Linked DNA regions of Homo sapiens: all the other regions are linked to region 3. A link is a contact called in ENCODE Hi-C data. All regions are on one chromosome and are shown on one strand. The core of a region is the stretch at or near the end of the contact, and the rest is flanking DNA. Distances in the headings are between cores, read along the strand shown. Region 1 holds the start of IFFO2 (intermediate filament family orphan 2). Region 2 holds the start of E2F2 (E2F transcription factor 2). Region 3 holds the start of ECE1-AS1 (ECE1 antisense RNA 1). Region 4 has its middle 22 kb from the start of ELOA.

Region 1 (3,917 bases), core at 315-2,814, 2.3 Mb after region 3:
AGGTGAGTCCGTGTTGGCAGGAAGCAAGGAACTGTGGTTGAGGGAAGGAACTATGGGGAAGGTTTGCTTTTGTGGCTAAATCAAAAACACAGCAGACTAACATCACAGCCACATCACTCCAGGGCAAGCCCGTGTCTCCTTTGTCACCAAGAACACCAAGGCATTGTCCATGTAAGACAGTGTGCCTGTCCTCAAGCTTACATACAAAGAGACAAAACAAACACAAAAGTTAATAACAAGACAAAAATTAAACTGCTAGTAAAAAATGCAGTCGGAAGTATCTGAAACATGCCACATATCTGGTTAAGTGCATACAATGCAAGCCACAGGCGTTCAAAGGTGGGGGTTCAAGGTGGGGGTCACCTCCCCTCTGAGGTTTGCGGTGAGGACCAAATGCGGAAATGGACACGAGGCCCGAGGCCAGCATTGTGGAAGGCCGGTTAGAGCATGCACTTTGGACCATTGTGGCTACTTAACGTCTCAGTGACCTTCTCTGTAAAATGGGGATAATAAATAAGTATGGCGCCTGACATATACTAATGTTTGCAACACGGTTCAGGAGACACCAGAGACTGGAGAACTTGGCCTTTAACGTGGTAGGTGTGAAAACATTTGAATGAATGAATGAATGAATGAATGGGTCCTCGGGTTGCCTCGGTCTGCCCCAGGCGGCCCGCTAAGCCCCATGTCTGTGAAATGAATCCCCAGCTCTCGGGGTCAGCTTCATCTCAGCGTGTGGGTGTGGGTGGTGGGGAGGTGCTGAGCAGCTCAGCAGAGGCGAGGCCCAGGCCGAGTTTGTGGGTGTCATCCCGGGAGGGTCTTGCTCGGCCTCCCCAACCCCCATGCTGCTCGGCTCCTCAGTGGGCGGGGGAACCAGCGGGCTTAGCTGTGCCCGGGCCGATCTCGAGAGGACAAGGCCCGCAGCTAGCATTCGAGGAGCCCACCCCCGGGTCCGCAGCGTGGGGCACGGGCGCCCTCTTATCCCCGAAAGGTCGATCTGGGCCTCCCCAGGCTAGAGTGGGGGTGGGGTGCCGATGCACCTTCGGATACTGTGGTCCCCCAGCCCTTCCAGCCGCGGTCGCGCACATCCGAAGGAATTTGGGGCCAGGGGCATTGCGGGCAGAGAGGACAGAGAAACGGAGCCCTCTCGGCAGGCGACGTGGGAGAGGAGCGCCCTAAAAAGTGGAAAGCGAGCGTTGCCGAGGCTGCTGGCCCCTTTAAGAGGCCCGGCTGGCTCTGCGGCGGTTCCAGCTAACCCGGTCCCTGGTGCAGCTCTGCGGTCCGGGTCCCCCAGCAGAGAATCGGCACCCGGCGGGGAGGCAGGACCAGACGCAGGAGAGGGCGTGGCCCCGCCGGGGAGCTGGGCGGAGTCTATGCTGCGGAGAAAGCGGGAGAACCCGGAGGTGGGCGGAGCCGAGGGTCTGTGGGTGGGGCCCGGCGCTGCGGGCCTCGTGGGGCGGAGCCTCGGGCTCGGGGAACGCCGCAGAGGGAGGAGGGGTGGGCGGGGCCGCGGCGGGGGCGGGGCCAGTGTCTGCAGTGGGCGGGGCCCGCCGCAGAAGGGGCAGTGCCGGCCGAGAGTCCTCTGCGTGCGGCTGCCGCGGCCCCTCCACAGCGTCTCTGACAGCCCGGGCGGTGAGACCCGCGACCCTTCTGGCCCCGCGCAGATACCGCGGCCTCCACCGCGTCCCGAGGAGCGGCCGAGTGCCCTCTCTCGCCTCGGCGCCCGCATCCGGGGCCATCCGTCCTGCCGTCTCTGCGGAGGCCGCATCTGGCGCGCATCTGGAACCGCCCGGCCGGCCGCGCTGGAGCCCGCGCCCACCCTGGCCCGGCCGCGCCGGGAGCCCTGCCCGGAGCTGGAGCCGCACCTGGAGCCGCGGGCCCGGGGCCCTGAGCCGCGCAGCCGGCGCATGGTGAACTCGCTGCTGTTCGGGGAGATGGCCTTGGCCTTCGGCTGCCCGCCGGGCGGCGGCGGCGGGGGCTGCCCTGGCGGGGGCGGCGGCGGCGGCGGGGCAGGGCCGGGTCCGTCGCCGGTGACGGCGGCGCTGCGGGACGACCTGGGCTCCAACATCCACCTCTTGAAGGGGCTCAACGTGCGCTTCCGCTGCTTCCTGGCTAAGGTGCACGAGCTGGAGCGGCGCAACCGGCTGCTGGAGAAGCAGCTGGAGCAGCAGCAGAGCGAGCGCGAGCGGCGGCTGCGCTACAAGACCTTCTCCCGCGAGCAGGCCGTGCAGACCGGGCCCGAGTTGCTGCGGCCCCCGGCGCCCGGCGGCGGGCACGGCCTCAGCAGTGGCGCGGCGGCCGGCGCCAACGCCAATGCCGTGGCCCTGGGCGGCCTGCCCCCCGGCGGCGGCTCGCACCCGCAGCACTACGGCCGCCTGCCCGGGACCATCTGGAGCTACACGCAGGTGCGGCGCACGGGCGGCGGCGGCGTGGAGACCGTGCAGGGCCCCGGCGTGTCGTGGGTGCACCCCGACGGCGTGGGCGTGCAGATCGACACCATCACGCCGGAGATCCGCGCGCTCTACAACGTGCTGGCCAAGGTGAAGCGCGAGCGCGACGAGTATAAGCGGAGGTGAGTGGCCGCCCCTCCCCCGCCGCCCTGGGACGGGGCGCCCAGGTCCAGGCTGCCGCGGAATGCGTATGCGGGACGGGGGCCGGGCGGGCAGCTGGTACTGGCAGGTGGGCTGGAAGCTGTGTTTGCAGAGCGTCTTACGTACGCCAGGAAGGCCCAGTTATCTAGATCCCAGGATGGGGGCGGGCGCTGGCTACCGTGGGGGCCACCTCGATGCTGTCACTGGTGAGGCACATTGTTTTCTAGGTGACATAATAACTGTCTGTGTTTTATGCGATCTCATTTAATTCTCAGCACAATACAGCGTATTGTGTAAGGCAGTCTTATCCTCATCTCGCAGATGAGGAAACCGAGGTGCAGAAATGCTAAGTGATTTGCCTAAGGTGGCTTGGCGAGTAAGTGGTGAAACCGGGATTTCAACCAGAGATTTTAACCACTCCTGGCTAGTCTGTCTCCTAGCATAAGTATTTTTACCAAGGAAGTAGGAAATATGCTCCCCTCCCTCAACATATGAAAAGAAAAACTCTAACCAACCCACTGCCTTTTTATTTCTTGAATTAAATGAGATCACGTTTTTGAAAATGGATGGATCTGCCCCTACCCCCTGGGGCCAGTGTCTGCCGTCTTGCTCCAGCTCTGTAAGGTCCAGCTTGCTGGGTTGGATAACCACAACTACAACAGACTGCTCACAAGCTTTTATAAAATGCCTCCTTTCATCCCTCTTCTCCCCACTCCCTGAGTCTCATGGTTTATTGAGCCCTAACAAACTCAGCCTTAAAAGCCCCCAGGAGAAGATAATGTTGGGCTGGAGACTGGACATTGAATGGACTGAGACCACAATCTCTGGCTAGAACTGGGGTCCAGACTCTGCAAGACTGGCCAGTGCATTCCTGCCTAGCCCAGATTCCCCAGCTGGGAAACTGTCATTGCTTCCTGTCTGCAGTCTGGCCGACAATACTGTCTGCTTGGCTTTCCGATAAGAGGAGAGGGGTCTCCTATCCTCCTCCTCTTCCCATAAGAGAAGAAGGGTCTGTCTTTGGCATCTCAGGCCTGGCTGGGGAAGGGGCCCTCTGGCCCTGGCAATCGCTGTTCCAGGCACAGGCAGCCTTCCATTCGGAGCTATTGGCTCTGAACTCCAGGGCTTGGAGGATGTACTGAGAAGGACCCTTCCTTCCATCTCTAAAGGTCTGTCCAGGGAGCTGGGCATAGGTCTCCTTCCGTATTCTCCCATTGGACAGGCTAGCAACTGGGTAGGATTCAAATGCCAGCCTTATACCTGCTGGTGAGATTATCAAATCACTTGAAAGCCTGTTTGCTCATCAGAGAAATGGGAATAATAAAATCT
Region 2 (4,024 bases), core at 669-3,168, 2.2 Mb before region 3:
ACACTAAGGGTCCCAAGAGGGTAAGAGCCATTCTGGCTGAGAGGAAGCAGGCAGGGGAGGCTTCTTGGAGGAGGTGAGATTTAAGCTGGCCCTCAAAGGACCAAAAAGGACCAATGAGATACGTAGACTAGAGTAAAAGGGTCTTATGCACTGGAGATAAGGTCAGAGATGTGACCGGGAGCGGTGACTCACACCTGTAATCCCAGCACTTTGGGAGGCCAAGTAGGGCGGATTGCCTGAGGTCAGGAGTCCGAGACCAGCGTGGCCAACATGGTGAAACCCTGCCTCTACTGAAAATACAAAAATTAGCCAGGCATGGTGGCTGGCGCCTGTAATCCCAGCTACTCGGGAGGCTGAGGCAGGAGACTCACTTGAACCTGAGGCAGGAGAATTGCACCGCTGCACTCCAACCTGGTGACAGAGTGAGACTCTGTCTAAAAAAAAAAAGTCAGAGATATAACAACAGCTGCCAATTCTTGAGGCTCCTTATGATCCAGGTTCTGTGATGAAAGCTTTATATGCATTATCTCATGAGATTTCCTCATGATCATATGAGGTAAGTGCTATTAGGAGGAGAAAATCAAGGATCAAGGATCAGAGAATTTACAAAATTTGCCTTGGTCACACAATGAATAATAAAGTGTCTGGGCCTGGGTTTGAATTCGGGGCTGTTGGCTACAAAGCCTGGGCTCTTAATCATCATGGGTTATTGCCACCTTGGCCTCAACCATCTAATGAGGAATTAAGCTGTGGACTGTCTCTGGAGGGCTTTGAATGCCAAGGCTCAGACTTGCATAAAAATCACACAGCACCAGGCAAGAAATCAGACCTGAAATCTAGCAGCAGCTTCTAGCAACTTTTTACCACTCACTACCCAAGTTTGCTTCTCTGAGCCTCTCTAAACCGGAGTGATGAGGAATGTATTATCAGCAATGAAGGTTTTTGAATGAGGCAGAGAGGCTCTTGTGACAAAAGGATTGTTTAAAAGAAACCTAGAGATGTTCAAACATTTACTGAGTATTGGGTCCTAATAATACAACTGTGAACAAGACAAAGCTCTGCAGTGGGACTCTGACCCTGCTGTGCCCCCAGGCAGCTTGGGAGAGTAGAAGAACCCCTTAACTGGAAAAACAAGGGCTCCAGAGCTGGGACCTGTCCCAGATTCTGTTGCCAGCTCTCAAATCAGGGAATCTCTCTGTATGACCTTGGGCAAGTTACCCAGCCTTTCAGACTGTCAGTCTTTATCATGGGGATCATCATTCCTCTTCCCAGGATTGTTGGAATAAATTAACTAAAACAACGCTTGTAAGGATCTAGCATGGTGCCTGGCATCCTGTAGGCGCTGAATAGATGTTAGTTTTCCCTACAAAGAAGTAGACTAGTTTGCCTCCGTCCCTCACCCCTCTGCCATTAAAGGGAACAGGTTCCTGGCCTTCATTTTAGCAGGAAAGGGGATATGAATGCACATGTGCTAGCTAAGCAACAATGCAAACTAACAAAAGGGCCTGTGGCCTGGGGAATACACTGCTGGGTCTGGGCTCAGGCTGGGACCCCGCGCCAAAATGTTTCCCTTCAATCCCAGGGAATCCGGGCCCATTTCTCGGGGCGCTGTGCACTGCTCTGGCCGCCTCTGCACTGTGAATCCCGGAACCACCCTCTGTCTCCGTCTCGCCGGCTGCTAACTAGCGCGGCCGGCGGCTGGCGGCACCAACAGCAGGTGTGGCTGCCCCTTTAAGCAGCGAAGCTAGTGTTGCAATCGCCGCCTCGAGGACGCGTTCTTTCCGGGGGGGGGGGGGGGGGTGGAGCCTGTACTGTCGCAGCAGCCAACCGGAGCGCGGCATTTTCCGCGGGAGATCCGAATTTCGCGGCACGACGTTTGGCGCTAAAAAAAAAAAAAAAAGAAGAAAAAAAAGAGGCAGAGAAAGACTCAAGGACTAGAGAGCGAGCCGCAAGGAAGTCGGTGCAGTCGAGACCCCCCTCCCCATCCCAGCGCATCGCGTCTCCGCCGAGCTTGAGGGCACGCCGGGGACCCCTCCCCAGAGCCGGCCGGACCCCAGGTGCCGAGGCCTTGGGGAGCGCGGGGCGTCCCGGGTCGCGGTGCCCTCGGGACGAGACAGCCCCTGGCAGTGCCACCACCGCAGCCGCCGGGCGATCTCCAAGCGGCGATCTCTAAGCGCTGCTCTCTGCTCGGCCGCGGGCCAGGAGGGGAGGGTCCGGCCTTGCCCCGCAGGCGTCCATTGGCGGCTTCCCCCGGCCTCCGCGCCATGCCGCGGGCCGTGTGAAAGGCGGCAGCACCGGAACCCGCAGGTGTCCGCGGGCGCGCCAAGCCCTTTTGGGTAGGGGGCGCCTTACTCGCTATGCTGCAAGGGCCCCGGGCCTTGGCTTCGGCCGCTGGGCAGACCCCGAAGGTGGTGCCCGCGATGAGCCCCACAGAGCTGTGGCCATCCGGCCTCAGCAGCCCCCAGCTCTGCCCAGCTACTGCTACCTACTACACACCGCTGTACCCGCAGACGGCGCCTCCCGCAGCGGCGCCAGGCACCTGCCTCGACGCCACTCCCCACGGACCCGAGGGCCAAGTTGTGCGATGCCTGCCGGCAGGCCGGCTGCCGGTAATGCTGGGGGCCCCCACCGCTTCCCCCTATGCTTTTCCAGGTGTGGGAAAGGAGGGAGGGGTGCCTGAGATCCAGTTTGAGTGGAGCAGGTAGAGTTTTGGGAAGAGGGAAGATGAGCTTTCAGTTTCCAGGACCCAGTGCCCCCAATATCTGAGTAGAAGACCCCTTCATTTTCAGACTTTGGATGAAATAATCTCATCCATTCTAGTGGAGTGGAATGAGCACTGGATTGCGAGTCTGGAGGGAGACCCAACTCACTACTCCCAGTGCACTGTGTGACCTTGGGGAAGTCCATGCAGCCAGCGTTGCCGCCATTCATTCATTACTTCATTGTTTGGCCAGAAACCAGTACTGGGTGCCTGCTATTGTCCAGGCAAAGAGTATGGCCTGGGGACACTGTGGGACTTTGGTAAGACAGAGGGATAGGTCTAGTGGGTCTCTCACATCCAATCTGCCATGGACAGACTCCAAATTGTCCAGCCAGCTCCTGAGATAGCCCCAAGTATCTGCCCTAGGTCCTCCCCCAGGCCCAGTCTTCCCTCCCAGACAGCCATGTAGCAGATACAAATGTGGGCAGCCCCCTTGGGTTCTGTTCAGATTGGCTGCTCTCTCCTCAAGCTCCCAGGCTCGTTGCCAGAGAGGGCCCAAAGTGTAGTGGCACCAGGCTGCCTGCTGACCTGGGCTCAGGGTGTGTTTTGTGGGAGTGGAATTCCTGGAGCCCGTGTGAATCAAAACAACTTTAGGGTGGGGGGTGGAGTGGGAAAAGCCTGGGGGAGTGGAGGTGGTGGTGGTTGAGGAGCCTGGTTTCTGGTGTGACTCTGCCACTAATTCTCTGTGTGTCCTTGGACAAGTCTTGGACCCAGTCTGGGCTTCAGTGTTCTCTCCTTCACAATGCGTGTGTGCACAGGGTGGCTGTGGGGCTAGCTCTTCTCAGCCACATTCAGCTCCAGGTCCTGGGTTTTGGAAGCAGGCTCCAGGGAGAGGAAGGGGGTGTTGTAGGTTTGCTTAGTTGTGAGTTTGGTGAATAAGTTCGGGTACAGGGATAAGACCACCCCCCACTGCCCCAGAGGCATCTGGTCAGACCTGTGCTAGTCAGCAAGCACGGATGCCCAGCCAGCTCTGGATGCAGGCAGAGCCACCACTCCCTGCCAGTGGACTCAGGCTTTGCCCATGTTCAAAACGTTAACCTTCCTGGAGACCCTTCCTGCACATGATTTCTAACTAGGAGGGCAGTGGGCAGGAATGGTATTATCCCCATTTTACAGGTTAAGCAACCGAGGATAACTGGGATTGGGTATCTTGTGTTCAGTGTTTTATAGCCTAAAACATCTTTGTAGTTCGTGAAATAGATGGCATTAATAGCTCCATGTTACAGGGGGAAACTGAGGCTCAGAGAGGGGATGTGACCTAAG
Region 3 (4,058 bases), core at 89-2,588:
TCTCGTTTCTGCTCACCACAGGCCTTTGATTTACAAGGGTGGAGTTTCCAGAGCTGGGCACTGTTGCACCTTCATCTGGCTGTCATCACTTCCTCTGTGCAGCTGGGGCACCGGGGACTGAGGACGGGGCAGTCCACAGGGAGCTGTGGTTCCACCCCTTCACTCTTGGTTTCTGCCAGGCCCTCCTCTTGAACACTAGACCCAGATTCAACCCAGATTTCTCCTCCACGGCTGCACAGTGCCAGGAAGGGAACTGAGAAGACCAAAGTGGAGGTTCTTTACCTTCCCCAACACACTCGGGGCCAGGCGTGGCACCCACAACTGCAAATGAGACAATTAGGGAGAATAAGTGCTGGCTGCCCTGTCAGCCCAGAGCCTCAGTCTGCCCAGGGCACCCAGACTCTGTGAGGTTCCCACCTGAAGAAGCAGTTCCATCTTCCACAAGGAGCACAGGACCAAGAGTCCAGGACCCAGGTTCGAGGCCCAGCTCTACCACTTTCTCGCCGCGGGGCTCGGGTTCTCTGGAGGCAGCGTAATGGAGTCAGTGGGTTTGGCAAGGGGAAGATTCGCATTATGGCTCCCTCAGTCTCCAGGCAGGTGACTCAGGGCTGGGGGGAGGTCCTTTCTCCTCTCTGACCCTTGGTCATCTCATTTGTAAAGCGGAGGTGATGATTCTCATCTCAGGGACGAGGCACTGTGGGGTTAGGAGAGAATTTGTCAAGTGGCATGGTTGGTTTTTGGTCTGTCTAGGCCCCTCCCCCTCTCTGTAAGCTGGAAGCGGTACTTGTGAGGCTGAGGCTCTAGGTGGGTGTGGGGAGCCATTGGGGTAGTGAATGGAAGGCCCTGGGCGAAGGGCCCCAGGCAGCTGTTGAAATGTCACTCACCCACTGTGGACTTCCCACCAAGCAGAGCCCGCCAAGCCTTTCCCGTCTGAGGTGGGTTCAGTTTCACTACCGGGCTGAGGCAGGCATCTCAGGAAGGGGCCCTCGGCTTTTGTGTGCTGAAAAATAACCAGGCTCCATCTCTGCTGATTTCTGCTTGGGAGTTCCGTGAGCTTCCTGCATCATCTGTCCACAGACAGGCTGCCGCAGGGTGGACATCAGAGTCCCTGGGGTGGCTTCCGGCCTCCCTCCCTTGCCTCCCGCCTTTGCTCAAACATCTGTAGAGGCTCCAGCCCCAGACTAAGCCCTTAAGGAGACAGGGTCCCGTGAGACCCAGCCTCTGCCATCAGGGTTCTCCTGTCTAAAATGCTGTGTGCCTCAGTAAAAGGCAGCATGGGGTAGGGTGGCTGTGTGGGGACACAGAGCCAGGGACCAAATGCTGTCTGGGGTCCCTGGAGGGTGGTCAGGAGAGCTTGCCAGAAGGGGGAAATCTCTGAAATGAGACAGAAGGAGGAGGAGCCATCGCTTAACCACACCTGGGCGAGTTAACTTCCCCAAGCCTCAGTTTCATTCTCTGTAAAAGGAACCAGTGATACCTGCTTCTGAGGGAAGGGTGAGAAGCTTAAAAGAGATGGTATAAAAGAACTGACAAATCCCGTACACCAGCCGGGTGAATCCCTTACACCACCCACATGCCCCGGGGAGATGTTCTGTGAACTGAACTTCTTTTTCAAAAGTCTTTTCCTCTGGCAATCGACACCTGGTAACGTAGTGTAACCAAGTGTCCTGTTCTAGAAAAAGCCCAGCTGCAACCCAGCAGTAAGTGAAGCAGCCTCAGAGTCCCCTCTCTCTCTGGGATGGGTAATGGAAACTCCTCCACCCAGTGGGAGTGAGGCAGAAGTCTCCAGAATTCAGAGCTTTCCCATGCACCCTGCCTCCCCAGGGCCTGTGACCTTTAGATGTGTTCCCTGTTTCTGTAGGCATTATGAAGTTAGATGCAGGAGAGTTCTTGAGAACTTGAAGGCACTTCCCCTCTACTTGTCCCCCCTTTGATTTTAACAACCGTTTGTTGAGCACCTACTCTGTGCCGGGTGATGGAGAGTCTCTGTTGGACAGGCCAGACAAGGTCCCAGCCCCAGTAAAGCTGTGGATTCTGGAGAGGGACAGAGACAGTGATGATAAAGACATGGAAACAAAACAGTCTGCAACAAGTACTGTAAAGGAAAACAAACAGGATGCTGTAACAGAGAATTTGGGGGACTGCTTAGGGTTCCTGGGACATTTGAGGAGCTGGTAGGCTGAGATCTGAAGTTGGAGCTGACCATGGGAAGAGTAGAGAGGAGGAAAAAATGTTCCAGATAGAGACAACAGCAGCTACAAAGGTCTTGGGGGAAGAAGAAACTTGTAGAAACTGAGGAGTTGTGTGAGGAGGTTGGTGGGGGAGGGGGCGCTGGCAGCACAAGATGAGGGCCCAGAGTGGGCAGGGGCCATGGGGCCTGGTGAAGGGTTTGGATTTCATTCCAGGACAGTGGAGGGTTTTTAAGCAAGGGAGTGGTAATATCAGAATTTTTTTTTATTTTATTTATTTACTCAGACAAGATCTTGTTGTGTCGTCCACGCTGGAGTGCAGTGGTGCAATCACAGCTCACTGTAGCCGCCACCTCCTGGCTTCAAGCGATTCTCCCACCTAAGCCTCCCAAGTAGCTGGGACTACAGGCGCATACCACCACGTCCTGCTAATTAAAAATATATAATATATAAATATATATATATATATTTTCTTTTTGTAGAGATGGGGTCCGTGTTGCCCAGGCTGGCCTAGAATTAGACTCAAGTGATCTCCTGCCTCAGCCTCCCAAAGTGCTGGGATTACAGGTGTGAACCACTGAACCCAGCCAGATTTCTGTGGTTTGTTTGTTTGAGATGGAGTCTCACTCTGTCACCCAGGCTAGAGTACAGTGGCACAATCTCAGCTCACTGCAACCTCGACCTCCTGGGTTCAAGCGATTCTTCTGCCTCAGCCTCCTGAGTAGCTAGGATTACAGATGCATGCCACCAGGCCCAGCTGATTTTTTGTATTTTTAGTAGAGATGGGGTTTCATCATGTTGGCCAGGCTGGTCTTGAACTCCTGACCTCAAGTGATCTACCCAACTTGGCCTCCCAAAGTGTTGGGATTACAGGCGCGAGCGAGCCATGGTGCCTGGCCTCAGCCAGATTTCATTTTAAAGGCTCATCCTGGCTGCTGAGGGGGCTGTCAGAGGGCAGGAGTGGAAGCCAGGAGACCATCTGGAGCCATTGCCCTCACTGTCCCTGTGACGTCAGGCCCCTCACCCCTCTAAACCTGTTTATTCACACATATGTGTGACTGTGAGAATCAAATTTGGAATGAGCAGAAATGCACTTTGCAAAGCTGAAAAGTACGCATAAATGCAGGGATTCCCGCCTTGCTAGAAGCGGAGAGTCCTTTGGAAATCTGCTGGGTTAGACCTCTCTGGGGTTCTTGGTTGGGACAGTGCTGGGCCTGAGTCCCTAACTGAACACCTCATATCCGAGAGAGCCCCCTTTCCCTGCCTAGGGTTATAGGAGAGGGCTCAGGGGCTGGGGAGGGGGGCACCTGGCTGAGGCTCCGAGTCTTGAGGGGGAAGATGGGAAAGAAGGGTCCCCTTCCTGGCTTCTGACTCCCCCTGGAGCAATGGTTCTCTTGTGTTGCAGGGAGGGCGACACCTTTGAGCACGGGGGTGACCACCGGACCACCCTGCAGCCATCCAAATGCACACACACAGCTCCTTTCATCCCGTGTCAGGGAGTTCTCTGAAATTTTCTGAAACTCATTCACGAACTCTGGCTTAAAGGCCTCTGAGCTAGAAAGGGGAACTGAAAGGGGACACCTACCTTTTTACCCCACCTTTTTTGTCTGGTCTTTCTAGCATTAACCCCCTAGACACACCTAAGGGCTGATGCCGGGGGGAACCTGTCTTGATTGCTCTGGGCCACATCGAGGGCACCTTCCTGATACTTTTGTTATCTGCCACTGGGGACCCGGTTGTTGAAGGGGGACTTAAGATTTTCTCGAAGGAGGGGTCACTGTGAGGGCCTTTCCTGCCTGCTAGGGGCTTCAGTTTGGGGGCCCCCACTCCCGACCTCCGGGGAAGGGAGGGGTCCCCATCTCCCCCGGG
Region 4 (4,387 bases), core at 1,182-3,681, 2.4 Mb before region 3:
AACTTTACTCAGCAAGGAAACCCTCCCTAAACCTGTTTCTGCCCCTACTTCCCACTCCAGCAAAGGGCACCATTATTTGCCAAGTGGCTCAAGTCTGAAGTCAAGGGGCTATCCTGGACTCTGACATACCTACCCATCCACCTCCATTCACCAGATCCTACTGATGTTATCTTCCAACTCCCTCAAAACCTATTTGCTTCTTCCATCTCATTCTCTCTAACGTGGATTAAGCTGCAACTGCCTCTCCACAACTGCCCTCTGCACCCTGTTCCACCCATCTCCTGCAGAGCTGTCAATTCAAATTGACTCTGATATGCAAATCTGATTTCGAGTAAAACCCTTCAGTGCTCCCCTGTGGCCTGCAGCCCTGGTACTCTCAACCCTGGCTACACATTACAGTCACTTGGGGAGCTTTAAAACTGATCCCAACACGAAGTCCCCATATCTTAAGAGACTCAGACCAAATGTTTTTAGTTCTTTTTTTTTTTTTTTTTGAGATGGAGTTTTGCTCTTGTTGCCCAGGATGGAGTGCAATGGCACGATCTCAGCCCACCGCAACCTCCACCTCCCGGGTCCAAGCGATTCTCCTGCCTCAGCCTGCCGAGTAGCTGGGATTACAGGCACGTGCCACCATGCTCGGCTAATTTTGTATTTTCAGTAGAGACAGGATTTCTCCATATTGGTCAGGCTGGTCTCGAACTCCTTACCTCAGGTGATCTGCCCACCTTAGCCTCCTAAAGTGTATTACAGGCATGAGCCACTGCGCCCAGCATTTTTTTTTTTTTAAGACAGAGTCTTGCTCTGTCACCCAGGCTAGAGTGCAGTGGCACGATCTCAGCTCACTGCAACCTCCGCATCCCAGGTTCAAGCGATTCTTGTGCCTCAGCCTCTTGAGTAGCTGGGATTACAGGCGCCCGCCACTGCGCCCGGCTAATTTTTGTATTTTTAGTAGAGATGGGGTTTCACCATCTTGGCCAGGCTGGCCTCGAACCCCTGACCTCGTGATCCACCTGCCTCAGCCTCCCAAAGTGCTGGGATTACAGGAGTGAGCCACCACGCCCAGCCCATGTCATTCTTTTTCTTTTTTGAGACAAGGTCTTGCTGCCACTTAGGCTGCAGTGCAGTGGTGTGATCACAGCTCACTGCAGCCTCAACCTCCCACCTACCTCCCAAGTAGCTGGGACTACAGGTGCATGCCACCATGCCCACCTTATTTTTTTATTTTTTGTAGAGATGGGGTTTCACTATGTTGCTCAGGCTGGTCTCGAACTCCTGGGCTCAAGCAATCTGCCTGCCTCAGCCTCTCAAAGTGCTGGGATTACAGGCATGAGCCACAGTGCCTAGCCTGTCATTCATCATTCTTTTTTTTTTTTTTTTTTTTTTTGAGATGGAGTCTCGCTTTGTCACCCAGGCTGGATAGCAGTGGTGCAATCTCAGCTCACAGTAACCTCTGCCTCCTGGGTTCAAGCGATTCTCCTGCCTTAGCCTCCCGAGTAGCTGGGATTATAGGCACACACCACCACGCCCAGCTAATTTTTGTATTTTTAGTAGAGACATCGTTTCACCATGTTGGCCAGGCTGGTCTCGAACTCCTGAACTCAAGTGATCTGCCCACCTCGGCCTCCCAAAGTGCTGAGATTACAGGTGTAAGCCACCGTGCCTGGCCCTGTCATTCATTCTTTCAGCAAAAATTTACTAAGCATCTACTATGTGCCACGTGCCTTGCTTGCACTGATGTGCCTGGTACATAGGCACAGTATGAACAGTAACATTTAGGCCCCTCATAAAGCCTACAGCCTGTTAGGGTCAATGAGGCTCTTAGTGTTTTTTGGGTTTTTTTTTTTTTTTTTTTTTTTTTGAGATAGAGTCTCTTGCCCAGGCTGGAGTGCAGTGGCACAATCTCGGCTCACTGCAACTTCCACCTCCCAGGTTCAAGCGATTCTCCTGTCTCAGCCTCCCGAGTAGCTGGAATTACAGATGTGTGCCACCATGCCTGGCTAATTTTTTTTCTATTTTTAGGAGAGATGGGGTTTCACCATGTTGGCCAGGCTGGTCTCGAACTCCTGACCTCAGGTGATCCACCTGCCTTGGCCTCCCAAAGTGCTGGGATTACAGGCATGAGCCACCATTCCTGGGCTGAGGCTCTTAGTGTTTTTTTTGTTTGTTTGCTTTTTTTTTTTTTTTTTTTTTTTTTTTGTGGCTCTTAGTGTTTTAAGCCTTACTTCTGGCCCCTCTCACCTCTTACTCTTTGTTCTAGTCATCATGACAGAGTTGGGATTTCCCAAACTTGCCCCATTGCAGCCTCAGGGTCTATAAATATGCCAACCCAAAATTCCAGCCCTCAGCCTCCTGGCCTCATTAAGACTCAGTTTGAGAATCACTTCCTCTGAGCAGCCTGTACCTAACCCCACCCCAGATCTGCCCCAGATTATCGTGCACCCATCACTGGAGGAGTCTCTCGTGTGGTCGTCACTGTCCATTTCTTTGTGTGATGTCCTCACTAGACTGTGAGCTCCTTGCAAGCAGGGACTGTGACTAAACCATCTCTGTATCCCTGCTGGGGGCACTAACTAGCTGGTGAACCCATAAGTACGTGGACTTGAACGGCCCAGTGGAGGGTCTGTATGAGAGGTATCCGCATAGGGCAATACACGGTGTGAGAGAAGAACTGCAGCTTCAGAAGGGCTAGGAGGCCAGGTTCTCAGCAGGAGTTTCCAGAGCACATAGCCTGTAACCACCAGGAAACAGGCAGAGATACAGAGCCTCGAAGCTGAGAAAGACAGTGCCTTACTTCTCCTTGAAGAGGGGCCTTGTGTGGTGAAAGTAACACATCTGTGTTCTAATTTGACTCCTCACCGGCTATGTGACTTTGGGTTAGACGGACCTCTAATATTTGCATGGCTGATGGCAAAAGTGTATACAGAGGCCCACATACCATTTATCTAAATATTTAAAAGTTAAAAACTAACAAACCATTAAATACAGTTTTTACTCTATCCTATCCTATTCTGTTCTCTTACTTCGATGAATATACCTTCATAATGACCTGGGGCTAGGTTTAAATTTAACATTCTCAGATTCCTAAGAGTTCTTGGGGATGTGGTGGCACAAGGAGAACTAGCCCCTAACCTACATGCTGTTCTTCCCACCTGCATTAGGCAGAATAATGTCCCCTCCCCACCCCAGGTGTCCACACCCTGATCCCAGGAACCTGTGAATATGTTATCTTACATGGCAAGGGGGAATTAAAATTGCTAATCAGGCCAAGCATGGTGGCTCACACCTGTAATCCCAGCACTTTGGGAGGCCGAGGCAGGAGGATCACTTGAACTCAGAGGTTTGAGACCAGCCTGGGCAACATTGCAAGACCTCATTTCAATTTATATTACAAATTTATTTATTTTAATACAATAAAAATTGCTAATCAGCTGACCTCAAGATAGGGAGATTATCCTGGATTATTGAGGTAGCCCAAAATAATCACAAGGGTGCTTCTAAGTGAAAGCGAGAAGCATGAGTCAGAGTCAGAGAAGATGTGATGACAGAGGCAAAGGCTGGAGTGATGGGATTGCTGGCTTTGAAGGTGGCCACCAGCCAAGGAACACAGGTGGCCTCTAGAAGCTGGAAAAGGCAAGCAAACAGATTCTCCCTGGAGCCTCAGGAAGGACACAGCCATGGCTATACCTTGATTATAGCCCAGTGAGACCCATTTTGGACCTCTGGCCTCCATAAATGTCAGATAGTAAGTTTGCGGTAATTTTTTTACAGCAGAAATAGGAAATGAATACACTGCCTTAGTCTCTGTCCTGCACCACAGGGCCTCACGTTCAGCCCAGGGGTCACACCAGCTCCTAAGTGCAAAGTCACACTCACAGACAGATGCCCCTTGGCCACCCCTTGGGCCTAGGGGTACACACACCAGTGTTCTGGGGAGGAGGGACCCAGGGAAGAGGCTCTGGAAAACAGCAGGGAAATCTGGGGTTGTGACATGTGTAGCATGGTCTAGAAAGGGGTATGGGCTTAGGGTTGGCACAGCTCCTAGGCTGCACGGCCTCCTCACCTGCTCACTTGGGGTAAATGGCTTCACCTCCCTGAGCCTCATCTGTAAAATCAACCATGTGGATCATTATTGAGCACATCATCTGAGCCAAGTGTCCTACTTAGTATCAGAGATTTGAGAATGCCTCATCCTTGTCCTCAAGGAACTCATCTCCTAGTAATTCTGACCTCACAGGGCTTCTACCCAAGAAGGGAATGGTAGGTAAAGCAGCTGACACATAGAAACCCCTCAATAAACTTTATTTTCCATTCCTTTCTACTTAACCAAATCAAGGGGCTTACCAATTAAAAATAAAAATCCCTTGCCCAAACTCTTTGATGGATTCCA

The links. Hi-C counts contacts between places; a loop is a spot of excess contacts on that map. Pooled maps may share reads with other maps.
Region 1: a pooled map shows a loop between it and region 3 (12-fold over the local background). The contact joins the promoter of IFFO2 here to the promoter of ECE1-AS1 in region 3. A Hi-C loop is called at or near these places in 9 of 50 pooled maps.
Region 2: a loop to region 3 is called in a pooled map, with 28 times the contacts of the local background. The contact joins the promoter of E2F2 here to the promoter of ECE1-AS1 in region 3. A Hi-C loop is called at or near these places in 2 of 37 single-sample maps with no recorded cell type and 8 of 50 pooled maps.
Region 4: a loop to region 3 is called in a pooled map, with 7 times the contacts of the local background. The contact joins the enhancer-like site here to the promoter of ECE1-AS1 in region 3. A Hi-C loop is called at or near these places in 2 of 37 single-sample maps with no recorded cell type and 2 of 50 pooled maps.

The regions. Positions count from the first base shown.
Region 1 is chr1:18,954,323-18,958,239 of GRCh38, reverse strand. IFFO2 (intermediate filament family orphan 2) reads left to right here and starts at 1,564. Exons shown (of 9, transcript NM_001136265.2): 1 at 1,564-2,572. The coding sequence starts at 1,908. RefSeq lists silencers at 1,382-1,551, 2,122-2,381, 2,622-2,811.
Region 2 is chr1:23,529,127-23,533,150 of GRCh38, reverse strand. E2F2 (E2F transcription factor 2) reads left to right here and starts at 1,918. Exons shown (of 7, transcript NM_004091.4): 1 at 1,918-2,609. The coding sequence starts at 2,358. RefSeq lists silencers at 1,687-1,826, 2,364-2,512.
Region 3 is chr1:21,290,570-21,294,627 of GRCh38, reverse strand. ECE1-AS1 (ECE1 antisense RNA 1) reads right to left here and starts at 1,338. Exons shown (of 3, transcript NR_038404.1): 1 at 885-1,338; 2 at 418-694. It also overlaps a transcript of ECE1 not described here. RefSeq lists enhancers at 1-460, 1,302-1,391.
Region 4 is chr1:23,718,780-23,723,166 of GRCh38, reverse strand. No RefSeq gene overlaps it. Among named protein-coding and RNA genes, the nearest start is that of ELOA, 22 kb to the left of the region's middle. Within about 2 kb of position 2,431, at least 5 of the 41 ENCODE cell types and tissues checked have a DNase peak (open chromatin) inside an H3K27ac peak, as active enhancers do.